2 separate regions of the Homo sapiens genome follow, and region 1 is linked to region 2. Evidence: chromatin loops called from intact Hi-C (ENCODE). Cell type or tissue: MCF 10A. All regions are shown on one strand. Links, peaks and the distances in the headings refer to the core of each region. The heading gives the core; the rest is flanking DNA.

Region 1 (9,105 bases), core at 3,532-6,031, 100 kb after region 2:
TCCAGGACCAGATGGATTCACAGCCAAATTCTACCAGAGTGTACAGGAGCTGGTACCATTCCTTCTGAAACTATTCCAAACAATAGAAAAAGAGGGACTTCTGCCTAACTCATTTTATGAGGCCAGGCCAGCATCATCCTGAAAGCAAAACCTGGCAGAGACCCAACAAAAAAAGAAAATGTCAGGCCAATATCCCTGATGAACATCAATGCAAAAATCCTCAATAAAACACTGGCAAACTGAATCCAGCAGCACATCAAAAAGCTTATCCACCACGATCCAGCTGGCTTCATCCCTGGGATGCAAGACTGGTTCAACATACACAAATCAATAAAGGTAATCCATCGCATAAACAAAACCAGTGACAAAAACCAGATGATTATCTCATCTCAATAGATGCAGAAAAGGCCTTCGACAAAACTCAACACCACTTCAAGCTATAAACTCTCAATAAACTAGGTATTGAGGGAACGTATCCCAAAATAATAAGAGCTATTTCTGACAAACCCACAGCCAATATCATACTGAATGGGCAAAAACTGGAAGAATTCCCTTTGGAAACCAGCACAAGACAAGGATGCTCTCTCTCACCACTCCTATTCAACTATTCAACATAGTATTGGAAGTTCTGGCCAGGACAATCATGCAAGAGAAAGAAATAAAGCGTATTCAAATAGGAAGAGAGGAAGTCAAATTGTCTCTGTTTGCAGATGACATGATTGTATATTTGGAAAACCCCAACATTTCAGCCCAAAATCTCCTTAAGCTGATAAGCAACTTCAGCAAAGTCTCAGGATACAAAATCAATGTGCAAAAATCACATGCGTTCCTATACACCAATAACAGACAGAGAGCCAAATCACAAGTGAACTCCTATTCACAATTGCTACAAAGAGAATAAAATACCTAGTAATATAACTTACAAGAGATGTGAAGGACCTCTTCAAGGAGAACTGCAAACCACTGCTCAAGGAAATAAGAGAGGACACAAATAAATGGAAGAACATTCCATGCTCATGGATAGGAAGAATCAATATTGTGAAAATGGCCATACTCCCCAAAGTAATTTATAGATGCAATGCTATCCCCATCAAGCTCCCATGGATGTTCTTCACAGAACTGGAAAAAACTATTTTAAATTTCATATGGAACCAAAAAAGAGCCTGCATAGCCAAGGCAATCCTAAGCAAAAAGAACAAAGCTGGAGGCATCATGCTACCTGCCTTCAAACTATACAACAAGGCTACGGTAACCAAAACAGCACGGTATTGGTACCAAAACAGATATACAGACCAATGGAACAGAACTGAGGCCTCAGAAATACCACCACACATCTACAACCATCTGATCTTTGACAAACCTGACAAAAACAAGCAGTGGGGAAAGGATTCCCTATTTAATAAATGGTGTTGGGAAAACTGGCTAGCCATATGCAGAAAACTGAAACTGGAACCCTTCATTACACCTTTTACAAAAATTAACTCAAGATGGATTAAAGACTTAAATGTAAGACCTAAAACCATAAAAACCCTAGAAGAAAACCTAGGCAATACCATTCAGGCATAGGCATGGGCAAAGACTTCATGACTAAAACACCAAAAGCAATGGTAACAAAAGCCAAAATTGACAAATGGGATCTAATTAAACTAAAGAGTTTCTTCACAGCAAAATAAACTATCATCAGAGTGAGCAGGCAACTTACAGAATGGGAGAAAATTTTTGCCATCTTCCCATCTGATAAAGGGCTAATATCCAGAATCTACAAAGAACTTAAACAAATTTACAAGAAAAAAACAACCCCATCAAAAAGTGGGTGAAGGATATGAACAGACACTTCTCAAAAGAAGACATTTATGCAGCCAACAAACATATGAAAAAAAGCTCATCATCACTGGTCATCAGAGAAATGCAAATCAAAACCACAATGAGATACCATCTCACACCAGTTAGAACGGCAATCACTAAAAAGTCAGGAAAAAACAAATGCTTGAGAGGATGTGGAGAAATAGGAACACTTTTACACTGTTGATGGGAGTCTAAATTAGTTCAATCACTGTGGAAAACAGTGTGGCGATTCCTCAAGGATCTAGAACTAGAAATACCATCTGACCCAGCCATCCCATTACTGGGTATATACCCAAAGGATTATAAATCATTCTACTATAAAGACACACGCACATGTATGTTTACTGAAGCAGTATTCACAATAGCAAAGACTTGGAACCAACCGAAATGCCCATCAATGATAGACTGGATAAAGAAAATGTGGCACATATACACCATGGAATACTATGCAACCATAAAAAGGATGAGTTCATGTCCTCTGCAGGGACACGGATGAGGCTGGAAACCATCATTCTCATCAAACTAACACAGGAACAGAAAACCAAACACCGCATGTGCTCCCTCATACGTGGGAGTTGAACAATGACAACACACACAGGAAGGGGAACATCACACACCGGGGCCTATTTGGCGGGTGGGGGGCTGGGGGTGGGATAGCATTAGGAGAAGTACCTAATGTAGATGACGGGTTGATGGGTGCAGCAAACCACCATGGCACGTGTATACCTATGTAACAGACCTGCACGTTTTGCACATGTATCCCAGAACTTAAAAGTATAATAATAATAAAAAAAAAACTAATAAGGCAGGATTGAAGTATGAGGCTGGTAGAGAGATATAAACAAAAGCAAAAAAAAAAAACGACAAAGAGACATGTTGCAAGTTAACTGCAAAAGCAAACACCTCATAAGGGGGAAATACTTTGTAAATAAAGTATGTAAGAATAATCTATGACAGGAAATGCCAAGAGCCGAACAACACAGGCGTCACATTCTGGGTGTGAAAGATGAGAAATCTAAGCAAAACACAAAGGCCCCAGTCTCTTAGGAGGCTTAGATAATTTAAACGTCGACATTATAAATATTTTCTTCTCCCAAGTGAGGGGAATCATCATCATGGATAAGCGGGGGCAGTTCCCCAAATGTACAATGTCTTTTTGTTCTCTTTTGAAAAATCAAGCTGACAGTAAAACAGAAGTAAGAATTACTTCCCCTAGAGAAGTTATAGCAAATACCCTCTGGAGGATGATAGGCATTTTTAGTAACATACAAGTCTCCTCTTTGGTGGGCTTATAATAAAGGAAGGAAAGCACTGTCCCCCCACAGACACGCAGGCAGGCTCCTCAAGCCTAGAAGGGCCTTTCCTGCCACCAGGTGGAATGTGCCAACCTACTCCTCCTCCAGGAAGTGAAATGTAAACACAAGCTGCTGCTGCATGTCCCACAGCTTGTGACTTCAGCATCTTATTCAGTTACTAGAAACGGGCAGTGTGGGATTAAATTTTCTTTTCAAGCATAAGATAATCCACAGAGAAGAGCAACAAAGCACGACCAGCCTAAAGTCCTGCGATTGATTGTAGGTGTGAAACCCAGTATCAGATAACGGAACATGCTGTTCATTGGGGAGTTGCAGAGGCACGTATCTGATGGACTCCACATACTTTGATGGGTTACCAGGGCCTGAGGTTTAGGGTGACACAGGCTAAACACGTTAGTGGGTACAATGCTAGGGATACCTATCAAAGGGACAAGTGACGGCACTTCACAGAACTCACCCCAGTACGACACCTAATTCTTTCACATGGACTCGTGTGTGTCCCCGGAGATATTCAGATAGCATTTTACTTTTAAGGTACATCTCCTGTAGTCTATCTTCAAGATGCATGATGCACTGCAAAGCCAAGAACATTCACAATGAGGGCTAGAAGTCAAATCTCTGCCAATATTTTAAGAGTCAGAATTTTCTTAATTCATTTCTAACTACACAGCTTTTATCTCATCAGTTTCAAATACACTTAAAAAATCACAAGCCATCTCAAACCCTACCACTACCAGGTATAAGAATAGGTTCTTGTAAAACAAAGTTTACTTTTGCTAACTATTAAGATTTACATATGTATTATTCTAGTCTTTTTAAACAAGTATTTTTTTCATAGTTGAAATCATTCCAAAAGTGTTTCTTGCCTTTAAAAAACTTTATAATAATCCTTTCCCATATTAAGAACTTCTTGATATAATTTTTATAGCTAAACAATATTGAGAATGTGAATTTACACGTAACCACATAGCAAATTGCATTTTTGTTATAAATAATTTAGTAAACAGTATGGTTTTTGTTTTTTTCCCCCAATAGCTCAGATTATTCTGGCCCAGTACATTTCCAGAGGAGACTGACGGGAACAGGTCATTTTGAACCTCCCCCACAACTTTTTTTTCTTTTGCTTTCAAGAATGTATTTTAACTAGGTCTTTAATAACAATAAAGAAAAGGCAATTATTTTCAGGACATCTTTACCCTTGGAATAGTGTTCAGCTTCATTTTTTTAGAGAATAGCAACCATCTGTGTCTTTCACCAGAGGCAAATGCTTTTGCATTTGGCAGGCAGATACCCGAGCATCTTCAGTAAGACACCTGATGGCTTTGGCAAGGGTAATTCCATCATACCTAATTTTCTTCTAGACCATTAGGCCTGTTATTTTCAAGGTAAAAAGATTAACAGATGCATTTGAAAATGTTGATCTTGACCATCTGGGCTGATCAACGACATGGAAAAAATATCTATCAGAGATGCAATCTTTTCAGTTTTTCATTGGTTTAAAATCTTAAATACATTGTGTCAGGTGGATGAAACACAACTGCTAAGTGACTAAGAGTAATAAAGTAAGGAGGATTTCACCAATTCTCATGGAAATGCTCCTCCAAGTAAACAAGGTGGTAAAAGGATCTTTATTAGCTTTCAGTTCCTTATGGAGTGAAATAGAAAATTTTTAGTAAGAGTCACAAAATATTAAAAATAATATTCATATTACATTGAACCCTTTCTGTTTGGAAAAAGTAATTACAGTGTTCACAGCCTATATGAAAACTGTATGATGCAGTGTGGAAATAAGAACTGTGGTCTATATGAAATATATACTAGACGTGAAATCAAAGCATTTAGACAACTTTTAGCCAGTCATAGTGGCTCACGCATGTAATCCTAGCACTTTGGGAGGCTGAGGTAGGAGGATCACTTGAGCCCAGGAGTTCAAGACCAACCTAGGCAACATAGTGAGCCTCTGTCTCTACAAAAATTAAAAAATTACCTGGGCATAGTGGCCCACACACCTGTAGTCCTAGCTAATCAGGAGGCTGAGGTGGGAGGATTGCTTGAGCCTAGGAGGTCAAGGCTGCAGTGAGCCAACATCATACTACTGCACTATAACCTGGGTGACAAAATGAAACTCTGTCTCAAAAAAAAAAAAAAAAAAGAAAACATTTTTTAAAAGACTTGATTATTCCATTGAACCATGCTGGGGGCTTTTTAAACTCCTCTTTCTGGGATTTTATTCCTGAGATGGATTTCTCCAATTTTTAACTTCTAAAATTTCAAATAGCTACCTTCTCTTTTTGTATTGAAGGTTCTAAAAGCCATTTAATCACAGGTTTCATTCAAGTGATTTTTTTTAAGGAGAATTTTAAACTGCAGATAAAATTTTCTTTGATCTTGGTTTTGTCAGGTTAAATAAGTCATTCACACTAGTAAGTGCTTGAACACACTTCTGTCCAAAGGAAGTAAAAAGAATTAACTATAACAATTTATTGCTTTGATAACCAAGATATCAACTGTGACAAGACGTATGTATTATAGAATGAAATATAAAAGTTTGGCAAATACTTATGAAGTAAACTATGAAGTCTAATATACATTACTTCTCTTACAGAAAAGGAAACATTAACCTCTAAATCAGCATAACTCAACCTGCTTTTAGAAGGAGAAACTGCCTACTACTGTATAACAAAAAATAAGATCATAATAATCCACAAGTGCTTCTCATATTGCCCCAGGACAGATGTCTTGCAAGAGTACGCTTCAGCTTAAAGCCCAAATAAACAGTTTGGAAAAAAGGTGTTGTCAGTCTTTGCAACCATTAATATTGTTTCATGAAACTAATTGTTATTGACTATCATACTAATAGTAGCTGTTTACTGAGTGCTTATAACATCTAACACTATTCCAAGTGCTTTACATTCATTCTCTAATATAATTTCATAACCATAGGAGATAGGTTCTATTATTTCCCCAGCTTTGCAGATAAGGAAATTAAGGCTTTGAAAGAGTACATGGTTAGGAAGTAGCAGAACTTGGATTTGACCCCAGGTTATGGGGCTCTAAAGCTAACATATATGGCTTTTAAAGTATTTTATAATATTGGCATGGTGCTTTAGCAGTAAAAAGCAGTTATATCCCTAATTTTCAGAAGATTCTCACAGCACCCTTGTTGAACAGGTACTATCTTTCTTTTACAACTAAGAAAGCTGAGGTTCGGAGAGACTCGGGATTGTCCATTGTTACACAACTAACCAACGGCAAAGCCTAGACCATAACCCAGCTACGCTCAGTGGTCTTCCTGCCTTGCCACACTGTCCCGACTTTGATAACAACCAGACGGTATTTCAGAGCACCTTCTTCAAAGTCATAAAAGTCTAGACTCTTTTTGAGGAATGGGTACAAGTATAGATTTGGTCATAAAAACCCAGGACAATGACCATTACATTAGCAATTAGCGTAGGTAATTAATATTTAAAAACTTCCTGCTTTGTTGGGTAAACAGGTTTGCATCATTTTTGGAGGCCAGGAAGCAGATAACAGATGTTTTGGTTTGGGGCTGTGCTGCAGAGAACAGCGCTGTGCAGACAGGAGGGAACAGCAGAGAAAGCAGACTCTTTCCTCACACACCTGTCTCTGAGGTCAGCCCATCCAAGCTCTACCCAGCTATATGCCATATGCCCTTAAGCTTCTCTCTCTCTTTTTAAGTGTTCATCACCACTGGAAAAGCTTTTCTTCTTTTGAAACCTTTCCCCCTCCCTCTCTAAATGTATTTTCTCTTTCTTTCAATTTCTCTGCACATACGCAGATACTGAGAAGATTTTGTCATGCATGTTAATTCCAGTGGCTGGGGGGAGCTACTGATACTTTTCTAAGAGTGTATAGGCTCTGTCTGTTGTTTGTATTTAAAGTATTGTTACGAAAGTGATTTTAAAATCCCATTTGGAAAGAAGCGGATTGCTTGAGCCCAGGAACTCGAGACCAGACTGAGCAACATGGCAAAACCCATCTCTACAAAAAATACAAAAATTAGCTGGCATGGTGGCACATGCCTCTAGTCCAACTACTCAAGAGGCTGAGGTGGGAGGATCACTTGAGCCCAGGAGGCGGAGGTTGCAGTGAGCAGAGATCATGCCACTGCACTACTCACTCCAGAGTGAGACTCTGTCAAAAAAAAAAAAAAAAAAAAAGCAACAATTGATATAATCTTACATGTGTATAGTACTTTAAAGCTGGAAATGTTGGAAATGTTTACACAAATGATATTCTATTTTATCCTTAACACCTTTGTGAAAATGTTTGCTTAATAAAAGGAACTACAATCCCTTCAGAAACTGGCCTACTTATTAAAATATCAATCTAATAAAAGGAGAACTCATGAGTTCTCCAGTGGATGATTTACAGTTTCCTTTTATGCTTGATCTCTCCACCCATTCCTTATTTACTGCACCATATACCTCATTCCAAAAAATTCCAGTGCCGCTCCTTGTTATTTGTTTCACGGAAGAGCTATTACTACTGAAATCTATCCTGTTGCGAGTTTTATGCTGCATGTTCTAGTTTTAGTTATGCTAATCTCCAATTATATTAAAACAGTACTTTTGAATTTGTGATTTTATAATCAAAATGTCGTTAAAAGCATTTTAAAACTAGATTTCTTTGGTGATATAAGAACCAGTACTTACAAAATCAGCAGGGAGGTGAAGCTTATAGAGCTGTAAAATGGACTGAAGCAAACTGGACACCTGACTAGAGACCAGGACATCCTGGCCTAGTTTCATGTTGTCCGTCACTTTCCTCTGACTTGTAGCTACCTGCACACTCCATTTATCCGTGTCTGCGATAATACAGACAGCTTCAGCTATTGGCTCATCCAGGACTGGATGCTGAAAAAGAAACACAAAGGGATGGGTTTATTTATCCAGGTGAGTCCAAAAGGTCAAAGTTTCACTACTGATAAATACATTTAAATGTAAAATTCTTGACAGCCAGGCAGTTATGGATAGAGCAGATTTAACAACTGGTAAATTATGCCATAGGGTAAATAGGGTAAACACTGAAGCAGTCACAAGGACTTTTTTAAAGACCTAATTTCTCAAAACAAATCAAAGTGTAACTGCTTGGGAGGGATGGGTGGGGGAGGGGGAGGATAGAGAGAGCCAGAGACAGAGAGACCTGCCTCAAAGCCAATGCACATATGCACATTCTTCTAACCCTCATTTACCAAGGAAAATTAGTACTGGCTGCTTCCGTCCTTACTCCTTTCTACTATCCTGGGGTGACTGCTTGATTCTTTTGGCTGCTTAAATAACTTCCTCCAATAAATCCATCCGAATTTTCCTTTGAAGAATGATCTTTCTTAGACAAGGCCCGGTGAGACTGCAATCGGGTCCATCCTTCCTCTATCACAGTGTGTTTGTATGGCCCAAGCTATGCCAGCTGGATGCTCCTTCCCTGGGAATTCCTTGTTAGTACCAGCACAGAAGACCAAAAATGGTTGGCACCAGCATATTCCTGCCCAGACAGCAATTAGTACAAGGCCTGGTGGGACTTAGTACAAACACCTTCAAGTAGTCCATGGTTCCTGGAACTCCAGAATTGCCTTGTTGCCTATTTGAACCCTAATTCTTTTGACTTCTCATCAATTCTATACATTCCTAATATTCCTTCACTAAAGTCCCTCCTGTTTAAGTTAACAAGAGTTGCTAATTGCAACAAAGAACCCAAAGAGATATACAGCTTTGCCACTGGACCATGGTTACCTGTAATTTTTACGACTTAATCCAAGTAGTGGGAAGGCTGCAAATACAAATCAAAGATGCATGATGCAATACTGTAATTTTAACAGGTGATCTGACTCCCTAGTCTTGGACTCTGTCCTGTGCAGCTTTGTATTCCTTCTCACAAATGGGAAAGAGAGTGGTGAGATGAATGAAAACTTCGTGCGGACCAA
Region 2 (9,105 bases), core at 3,654-6,153:
AACATGGTACATATACGACATGGAATACTATGCAGCCATAAGAAAGAGTGAGATCCTGTCTTTTGTGGGAACATGGATAGAACTGGAGGCCATTAGCCTTAGCAAACTAATGCAGGAATAGAAAACCAAATACTGCATGTTCTCACTTATAAGTGGGAGCTAAATGATGAGAACTCACAGACACAAAGAAGAGAACAATAGCCTACTTGAGGGTAGAGGATGGGAGGAGGGAGAGGAGCAGAAAAAGTAACTATTGGGTACTAGGCTTAGTACCTGGGTGACAATCTGTACAACAAACCCCCATGACATGAGTTTACCTATATAACAAACTTGCACATGTACCCCCAAACCTAAAATAAAAGTTTTTTAAAAAGCTCAACTCTCTCAATAAGAAGACGAGGCAATTAAGAAATGGGCAAAAGATTTGAACACTTTACTAAAGAAAATATATGGATAGCAAATAAGCAAAAGGTCCTCTACATGATTAGTCATTAGAGATTGCAAATTAAAACTGCAATGAGGTATCACTACATACCTATTAGAATGCACCAATTAAGAAGACCAAGTGTTGGCAAAGATGTGGAGAAAATAGAACTCTCATATACTGCTAGTGGGAATGCAAAAATGACACAACTACTGTTGAAGCAATTTGGAAGTTCCTTTACAAATTAATACATCTACCATATGATCCAGCCATTCCACTTCTAGTTATTTACCCAAGATAAATGAAAACAAATGTCCATAAAAAGATTAATACACAAATGTTCATAGCAGCTTTATACAGCCCCAAATTGAAAAGAACCCCAAAGTCCATCAATAGGTAAATGTTACATATCTGTACAATAGAATATTACTCAGCAATAAAAAGGAATAAACTATTGCTACATGTTACAATTTGGATGATCTCAAAATAATTATGCTTAGTGTAGGGAGCCAGACAAGCCAGGCACCGGTGGCTCACACCTGTAATCCCAGCACTTTGGGTTGGGTGGATCACTTGAGGTCAGGAGTTTGAGACCAGCTTGGCCAATATGGTGAGGCCCCATCTCTACTAAAAATACAAAAACTAGCCGGGCGTGGTGGCGTGTGCCTGTAATCTCAGATACTAGGGAGGCTGAGGCAGGAGAATACTTGAATCCAGGAGGCAGAGGTTGCAGTGAGCGGAGATTGCACCAGTGCACTCCAGCCTGGGCAACAGAGCAAGACTCCCTCTCAAAAAAAAAAAAAAAAAAGAAGAAGAAGAAGCCAGACAAAAGAGAGTGCATACTGTATGATTCGATGCCATTTAGATCAAATTCTGGGAACCGCAAACTAATCTATAGTAACAGAAAGCAGAAAAGTGATTGCCTGGGTATGGGAAAAATGACAGATAAGTTCTTGATCTTAACTACAGTGAGAATCCATGGATAGAGCTGTTTGATTTCGCAAATAAAAACATAGAGTGGCCAGTTAAATTTGAATTTCAGATGAATAAATTTTTTTAGTATGAATATGTACCATGCAAATGTTTGGGACATACTTATACTAAAAATGTTTCATTGTTTATCTGAAATCCGAATTTAACTGGGCATTCTGTACTTTAAATCTGACAACCCTGTTCATGTGTGTACATATATGTAAAAATGTACAGATGTATGCTTCAAATATGTGCAATTTATTGTATGTCAATTACATCTCAATAAAGCTGGTTTAAAAAAAAAAGAAAGAAATTGAAGTTAACCAAGGAAGATGAAATGACTTTCCCAAGTTCTCTATGCCAGTGGCAGCAAGGTCAAAACCAAAATCTTAATTGCCATTTTTCCCTGTTCAAGTGCTCTTTCTATTATACCAAGTAGGTTCTTAAAAAAAAATGTTTATTTACAGAGATGGGAAAATAAATCCTTAAAGTAAGAATATTCAGATAAAGAAATTTAATTTGTAAATCTTTACTGTCATGTGGCTTTACCCACCTAATATTTCACCTGTTTATAAATCCATTTTACAAGCTAAGTGCTGCAGCATAGTGAAATCCATTTCTGGAATGAATAAGGAGTCACTTTATTTCAGTCTTCTTAATGATCAGGAAGCACAGCCAGTTCCCTGGGTGTCTTAAGTAGAGAAGGGCAAAGGTTTTACAAAGAGATACCAAAAAATGTAAAGATTCTGTTGATTACAGCTTACTTGCTTTACACCATTAAATATTTCTCAATAATCCAGATAGCAGGTTTACATGTTTTTCTTACAGCATACTTTGAGCTATTTTCCCTTTATTATATATTTACAAGGTTGAGAAATACCACTTACTGGTCTAAATTACCCTGGCCTAAATTGAAGTCACTTACTGCCATCTAGAAATAGACAAGCCCTTCCTAATGTACTGTTTATCTAGGGAATTGCCACATTTCATCCAGGCTAAAAGTGTCATTTTCATAAATTACATTTAACTTGTCTATAATTGTGATACTCTTTGCTATCAATGCCTACATTTAAAGTGGTAAATTTCTTTTCTCTTTTTGAAGCAAAACTACTATTAAGTCAATGGGTTTTTTTGGGTTTTTTTTTGTTGTTTTTTTTTTTGAGGCAGGGTCTCACTCTGTCTCCCAGCTAGAGTGCAGTGGCACGATCTTGGCTCACTGCAGCCTCAACCTCCTGACCTCCTGGGCTCAAGCAATCCTCCAGCCTCAACCTCTCAAGTAGCTGGGACCACAGGTGTGTGCCACCATGCCCAGTTAATTAAAAAAAATTTTTTTTGTAGAGACAGGGGCTCACTATGTTTCTCAGGCTGGTCTTGAACTCCTGGACTCAAGTGATCCTCCTGTCTTGGCCTTCCAAAGTAGTCATGAGCCACCACGCCTGGCCTCAATGGTACATACGTTTTACAAGCCATATTGTTATAGAGTGGAGGATTGAGAGCACTATTTCCACCCAGTCCAGTGTCGGTTGTGCTCTGTGGATTACATCATAATTACCATCATTACTCAGAGCAATAAAAGAGCTATGCATACCTCTCAGCTCTTTCCAGTGTGGGTAAAACCGGCGCGATTCTTACCTAATGTTATTTCCAATCTATCTGTATAATTTAGTGTCTTCCCCACTTTTCTATTTTTTATTGTGCTGGCAAATCTGTTTTATATTCACATCTTCTCACTGGTCATTTATACAACTCTAATAATAAGAAAACCAATTAACACAAAGGCAGAAATGATATGGGGCCAAATTGACACTGGCAATGTAGAGTCAAGCAAGACTCTCCACTGGGACCTGTTATTGTACAAATAAAAAGTACGTTCTTTTATGAATCTACAAAATAGTCCACTTAAATGAAATACTTATTTTTGCAGTTATGTAATCAATTAATTAAGTCTAATAAATAGAGAAGCTTCATTCATATCTAAAATATGCAAGAAGGAGATGTAAGATAAAAGACAAATATGAAAACTGCTGTAGAACAGGATTTAGTAAACCATGGCTCATGTGCCAAATCTGGCTTGCCACCTTTTTTTATACAGCTAAAAGTGGGCTTTCACTTTGTAAGTGGTTGAAAAAAGTTAAAAGAAAAATATTTACCAACCCATAAAAACTATATAAAATTCTAATTTCAGTGCCCATAAATTCTGTTTTATTAGAACACAGCCACACTTACTGGTTTACGTATTGTCCACTGCAGTGACAGGGTTGAGGAGTTGTGATAGAGATTGTATGTATGACCTGCAAGCCTAAAACATTTACTATCTGACCTTTAAAAAAAAATGTGCTGACCTCTGCTCTAGATCAAAGAGTTTGATTATGGAGGCCAGGCACAGTGGCTCATGTCAGTAATCCCAGCACTTTGGGAGGCCGATGTGGGAGGATCACTTGAGGCCAGGGGTTTGACACCAGCCTGGGCAACATAGTAAGACCCTCATATCTACCAAAAAAATTTTAAAAATTAGCCGAGTGTGGAGGCCCATGCGTGTAATCACAGCTACTTAGGAGGCTGAGGTGGGGGAATTATTTGGGCCCAGGAGTTCAAGGCTGCAGTGAGTCAGGATTGTGCCACTGCACTCCAGCCAGGGCAACAGAGTGAGACCCTGTCTCTAAACAATAACAACAACAACTAAAGAGCTTGAATATGGAGGAATACCAATAATTGCCCTCTCCCTTGCCTTTTGTGAGGATAGTTTCTGAATGAGCCCCTGGCTTGCCTTCATTTCTTTGCATTGCTTTAGTATAAACCCATATCCTTGGCTGGGTCCGGTGGCTTACACCTGTAATCCCACCACTTTTGAGGTGGGCAGATCACCTGAGGTCAGGAGTTTGAGACCAGCCTGACCAACACAGTGAAACCCTGTCTCTATTAAAATTACAAAATTAGCTGGGTGTGGTGGCGCATGCCTGTAATCCCAGCTACTTCAGAGGCTGAGGCAGGAGAATCGCTGGAACCCAGGAGGCAGAGGTTGCAGTGAGCTAAGATTGTGCCATTGTACTCCAGCCTGGGCAACAAGAGCGAAGCTTCATCTCAAAAAAAAAAAAAAAAGCCATATTCACAAGTATGATAGTACGAACACCAAACTAATTATGATTTAGCTAGCAACAGAGACCAAAGAGGAGAAAAGAAGTAACTTCAAATAATTTCATGTGGTCTTAAAAGTAAATTGCACAGCAGCAGTAAAAAGTTGCATTGTAGCTGTGTGTTTGTGTGTGTGTGTTTTCTCTGAGGAATGTTTTCCTTTTTGCTTTGTAGCTGACTACCCAGAGGCCAGCACACTCTTCTCCCTTTCCAGAGAGCTTCCATTTTATTTGGGTGTCTACCCTGACCTCACATGACTCAGGATTAAATTCTGAATCATCCAAGCCAGTCATCGAAATTCCAGTTCCCTTGCCAGCTCTTGGTTTTAGGAAGAGACGAATGACTCAATCCTGGTGAATAAAATGAGAGAGGAATTTATCTGAGGTTTTCTAGGAAGGGCTTCCCTGCTGATTAAACATACACACACCCTCTTGAACATCATTGTATCTGCCTATGATAACTGAAACCGTGACAGCCTCCTTGGGACCTCAAGGGGAACTGGCCAGGGGTAAGGAGAGGATGCAGTGCACACAGATGGAAAAGCCTGTGATTCCGAAGACATCATTGAGCTACTGAAGAAAGCAACCCTGGATTCCTCCTGCCTCAGAAGATCTTATTATGGGACATAATTTTCCTTAATTGTTTAATCAATTTTGCAATGGATTTCCTATTACTTGCAGCACTCAAATGGATTTTTATTAGTTCTATATACACAAATCTTACTAATTTTTTTCATGAAATATCTAGAGACTATCTATGTGAATGGTGAGCATTTCTTATAATAAAACTGACTATACCATGCACATTTATGCTAGGAAAATTGCAAGCCAAAATAAAGAAAATGTAATTTATTTGTTATCTACTTAGATTTTCCTTTCAGGAGAGATGAATATGTGGATTCACCTGGTTGCAAAATTTTGTCAAGATGGGTCAGTTTTACTTTTCAACTAAAAGTCCAAGGATGTTTACAAAATTTTTGATTCTGCCTTCTTTCTCTACTTGACAGGAAAACTACAGAATTTTATATTTTTGATTACATCAGCAAATTTAATGAGCAAGCAGTCTTCTTTCAGCAAATATTACTATGCATTTGCTTGGTGCATTGCACTGTCCAGAATGCTAAAGAGGTTCCAAAGCAAACGAGACGTCGTGCGAGTCTCTAATAGGGACGAAAAACGGGTTAACTGTCAAGCAAAGAGACAAGACACATAGTCACGAAACGGCTAGGAAACCTCAGCACACAAATGAAACAGATCAAATTGTACTTTAAAGTTTCAGTGAATAATAATGTCTGCCATGAAGAACAGAAAATGTTTTCTCTTTTTTTTTTTTTTTTTTTTTTTGAGATGGAGTCTCACTCTGTTGCCAGGCTGGAGTGCGGTGGTGCAATCTCAGCTCACTGCAACCTCCGTCTCCCGGGTTCAAGCGATTCTCCTGCCTCAGCCTCCTGAGTAGCTGGGACTACAGGCACACGCCACCACGCCCAGCTAATTTTTGTATTTTTAGTAGAGACAGGGTTTCACTATGTTGGCCAGGATGGTCTTGATCTGTTGACCTTGTGATCCACCTGCCTCGGCCTCCCAAAGTGCTGGAATTACAGGCCTGAGCCACCATGTCCAGCTCAGAAAATATTTTCTAAAGGAGGTGAGCATGGTCTTTAGATTGTATGGGAGGCCAGAAAAACAGAGGCCATGTCATAATGACCTTTGTTCACACTGAGCCAGTATTGGGCATGTGGTAAGGTGCCAAATATATTATTTAAGCCATCAGTTAAGCTGTGCATAAGTGTCAGGTGAATTCTCTAATTCTTTGTGACTGAATTCCAATTTATAATTTGAGGCATAATTATATCAGTTACCTAGTTGACACAATAATCCCACGAGTTTATTATTGGAAGCAGTTTAATTAGTAACCACTGCCCCTGCTTTCAGGTTGTCCACAGGAAAGTTTGACTACAAAAAAACAAAAAGAATAATAACAAAGTCCAGGCACGGGACTCATGCCTGTAATCCCAGCACTTTGGGTGTCCAGAGTAGGAGGATCACTTGGGGCCAGGAATTCAAGATCAGTCTGGGCAACACAGCAAGACTTTGTCTTTATTAAAAAGAAAAATGAAAAAAATGAGAAAGTTTATCATTTAAGAATAGAACTAAGGTATGTAGCAAGGATGCTTTAGCCTGCTGTTTATTTGGCTCATTCAGAAATTTGACAAACCTAGCCTTTCAGTTCTTTCAGTGGTTAGGCCCATTGCATAATTGTACCAACTGAATTGAAATGCAGCATTTAAAAATTTTCCGGGCCATGAGTTCATTCTGTGGTAAATGTCAGAATTGGAGAGCCTTATTCACATTAGCAGTTGTAGTAATTAATCTCTAGCAGTATCTCCTTTTTTCTTCCCCCTATGTGCACATGTCAGACGTGCCCATTAGAGTTCATTTCATAGGTTCGAATCCCACCATCGCTCTCTGACCTTTACCTTGGCTTGATTCCCCTGACAAGCCCAGCTGTTCTGCACTGCACATCTTCAAGGGGCAAATTATGACTCTAGTGTCAACAGATTATCAAATATACCTATTGAAACACTCATTTCCAAGGTCTACTTGATTCCTTTTGATTTATTTATTTGGTGGGTTTCCATCTGGTCACTGAAATAGAGGATTGACCTCATGAGGCAATATTATAAAATGAAATAATGTAACTGTGAGCTCTCATCCTTCTACCTCTAAGTATTAAAAATAAATGTAGTGAAAAGCAATTCTTCCTCTGACCTTACACTTAAGTATCTTAACATAAATTCCAGAATAGGAGGGTTTTAAGGCAGTTCTGGAAATTAAGTTGCTAGTTGGAAATTTAAAGAAGTGCTTGCCTCTCACCCAATATGACTTTATATATCTTCAGTCTTTTAATGGAACTCTTTAATTCATGTATTCAATCAACAATTCACTTACTTATTCAACATCCATTTCTTCTGTGGATCTCCCACATTCAAAGCACAGTGCTGGCCATTAAGAATTAACAGAGATAAATAAGATACAACTCTTCTCCAAGAGCTTACAAATGAGGAAGATCCAGTAAATTTGATATAGAAAAGAAGAAGTGAAATTCAATGAAGCTACCATCTACATCGTGCTGAGTGTTTAATTTTGACTTGAAGGGATTAGATAGGTTCTCCATAGAAGGAAGCATTTACAATAAGCCTCATAGTGTTCGGTTTAACAATGAGAAAAGGTTAAGGAAGGTATTATGGTCAGATTAGGAAGACATTATTCTTCAATCCTGAGAAATCTGAATGGACACAAATTCCCAAGTGCTGGAGAAAATTATTTCATGTTATTTCATGTTTTTAAGGAAAGGAAGTGTTTAATGTTGTCTGAGTTTTAAATCACTCTTGGCAGCTGTGTAGAAGATGGATTAGAAAGGAGAGAAACTAGAGCCAAGACTAGTTAAGGAGGCTGTGGTGATAATCCAGATGATGAAGAATTGTTTATTTCTAGCACCTGCCTCTCAAAGAATGCCAGTTTCATAAAGGCAGCGGCCTTTGTTTTTTTCACTGCTATATTCCAAGCACTCAGAAGAGTGCCTGACATGTAGTAGCTGTTCATAAGTACGTGTTGAATAAATGAATAAATCAGTGAAAGAATAAATGAACGAACTAAATGAGACAATGAAACTGCAGAGAATCCCAGTAATAGCATGAAAATAGAAATTTAAAAAAAAACTGCACAGAAGAGGTCAGAAAGACACATTTGCTTCAGGGATGGAATTTTCCCTTTCTCTATTAACACACATTGTAGTTGGGTTCTTTTTTTTCTTTTTTTTCTTCTTTTTTTTAGAGACAGGATCTCACTCTGTTGCCCAGGCTGGAGTGCAGTGGCATGATCATAGCTCACTGCTACCTCAAACTTCTGGGCTCAAATGAGCCTCCTGCCTCAGCCTCCTGAGGAGCTGGGACTACCCGGGCATGCCATGGGCGGCTGGCTAATTAAAAAAATTTTTTTTTTGTAGAGACAGGGTCTTACTATGTTGCCGAGGCTGGTCTCAGACTCCTACACTCCAGTGATCCTCCCTTCTTAGCCTTCCATGGTGCCTGACACACCATGCCCAGCCCTTTTTTCAAGTGTTGGCAGAAGATGAAGTTTGTTGGACTGACTGGACACACACACACACAGAAACACACATACTTGGGTTGCAAAGCATGTGCACTTTTCATCACACCTTCTAAAACTAAGAGCTTTTGACTCAGCTTGTGCTATGGTTTAAGTGTGCCCACCTCCCCAAATTCAGGTGTTGAAATTTAACGGCCAATGTGCTAGGAGTAAGAGGCGGGGCCTTTAAGAGATGATTAGGCCATGAGGGCTCCTCCCTCATGAATGAGATTAAAGCCTTTATAAAGAAGGCTTCACAGCACCTCCAGCTTGCTTGTCCTTCCACCTGCTGCCCTGTTGGGACCTGGTGTTCCTCCCCTCCAGAAGATGCAGCAACAAGGCACCATCTTAGAAGCAGAGAGCGGCCTTCATCACACAACCTGCCAGCACCTTGATCTTGGACTCCCAGCCTTCATAACTGTATGAAAACAA

What was found. A loop is a pair of places that touch in the nucleus more often than their neighbours do. Peaks named below come from ENCODE experiments on the same cell type or tissue, not always from the same donor. Only the 100,000 strongest peaks of a DNase experiment are listed, where the experiment ranks them.
Region 1: a loop joins it to region 2, with 2.1 times the contacts of the local background. A loop is called at or near these places in 4 of 110 quality-filtered maps.

The regions. Positions count from the first base shown.
Region 1 is chr4:158,890,379-158,899,483 of GRCh38, reverse strand. FNIP2 (folliculin interacting protein 2) reads right to left here. Exons shown (of 17, transcript NM_020840.3): 15 at 7,838-8,038; 16 at 3,619-3,734. It overlaps SPMIP2 (sperm microtubule inner protein 2), which reads left to right. Exons shown (of 5, transcript NM_152543.3): 5 at 5,767-6,350. The coding sequence ends at 5,781. Among named protein-coding and RNA genes, the nearest start is that of FNIP2, 130 kb to the right of the region's middle. RefSeq lists a silencer at 2,693-2,987. In MCF 10A, for the core only: no CTCF peak of the experiment used is centred there; no DNase peak of the experiment used is centred there.
Region 2 is chr4:158,992,622-159,001,726 of GRCh38, reverse strand. The region is part of intron 1 of SPMIP2 (sperm microtubule inner protein 2); the gene reads left to right. Among named protein-coding and RNA genes, the nearest start is that of SPMIP2, 38 kb to the left of the region's middle. RefSeq lists an enhancer at 4,269-5,468. In MCF 10A, for the core only: no CTCF peak of the experiment used is centred there; a DNase peak (open chromatin) is centred at 4,836.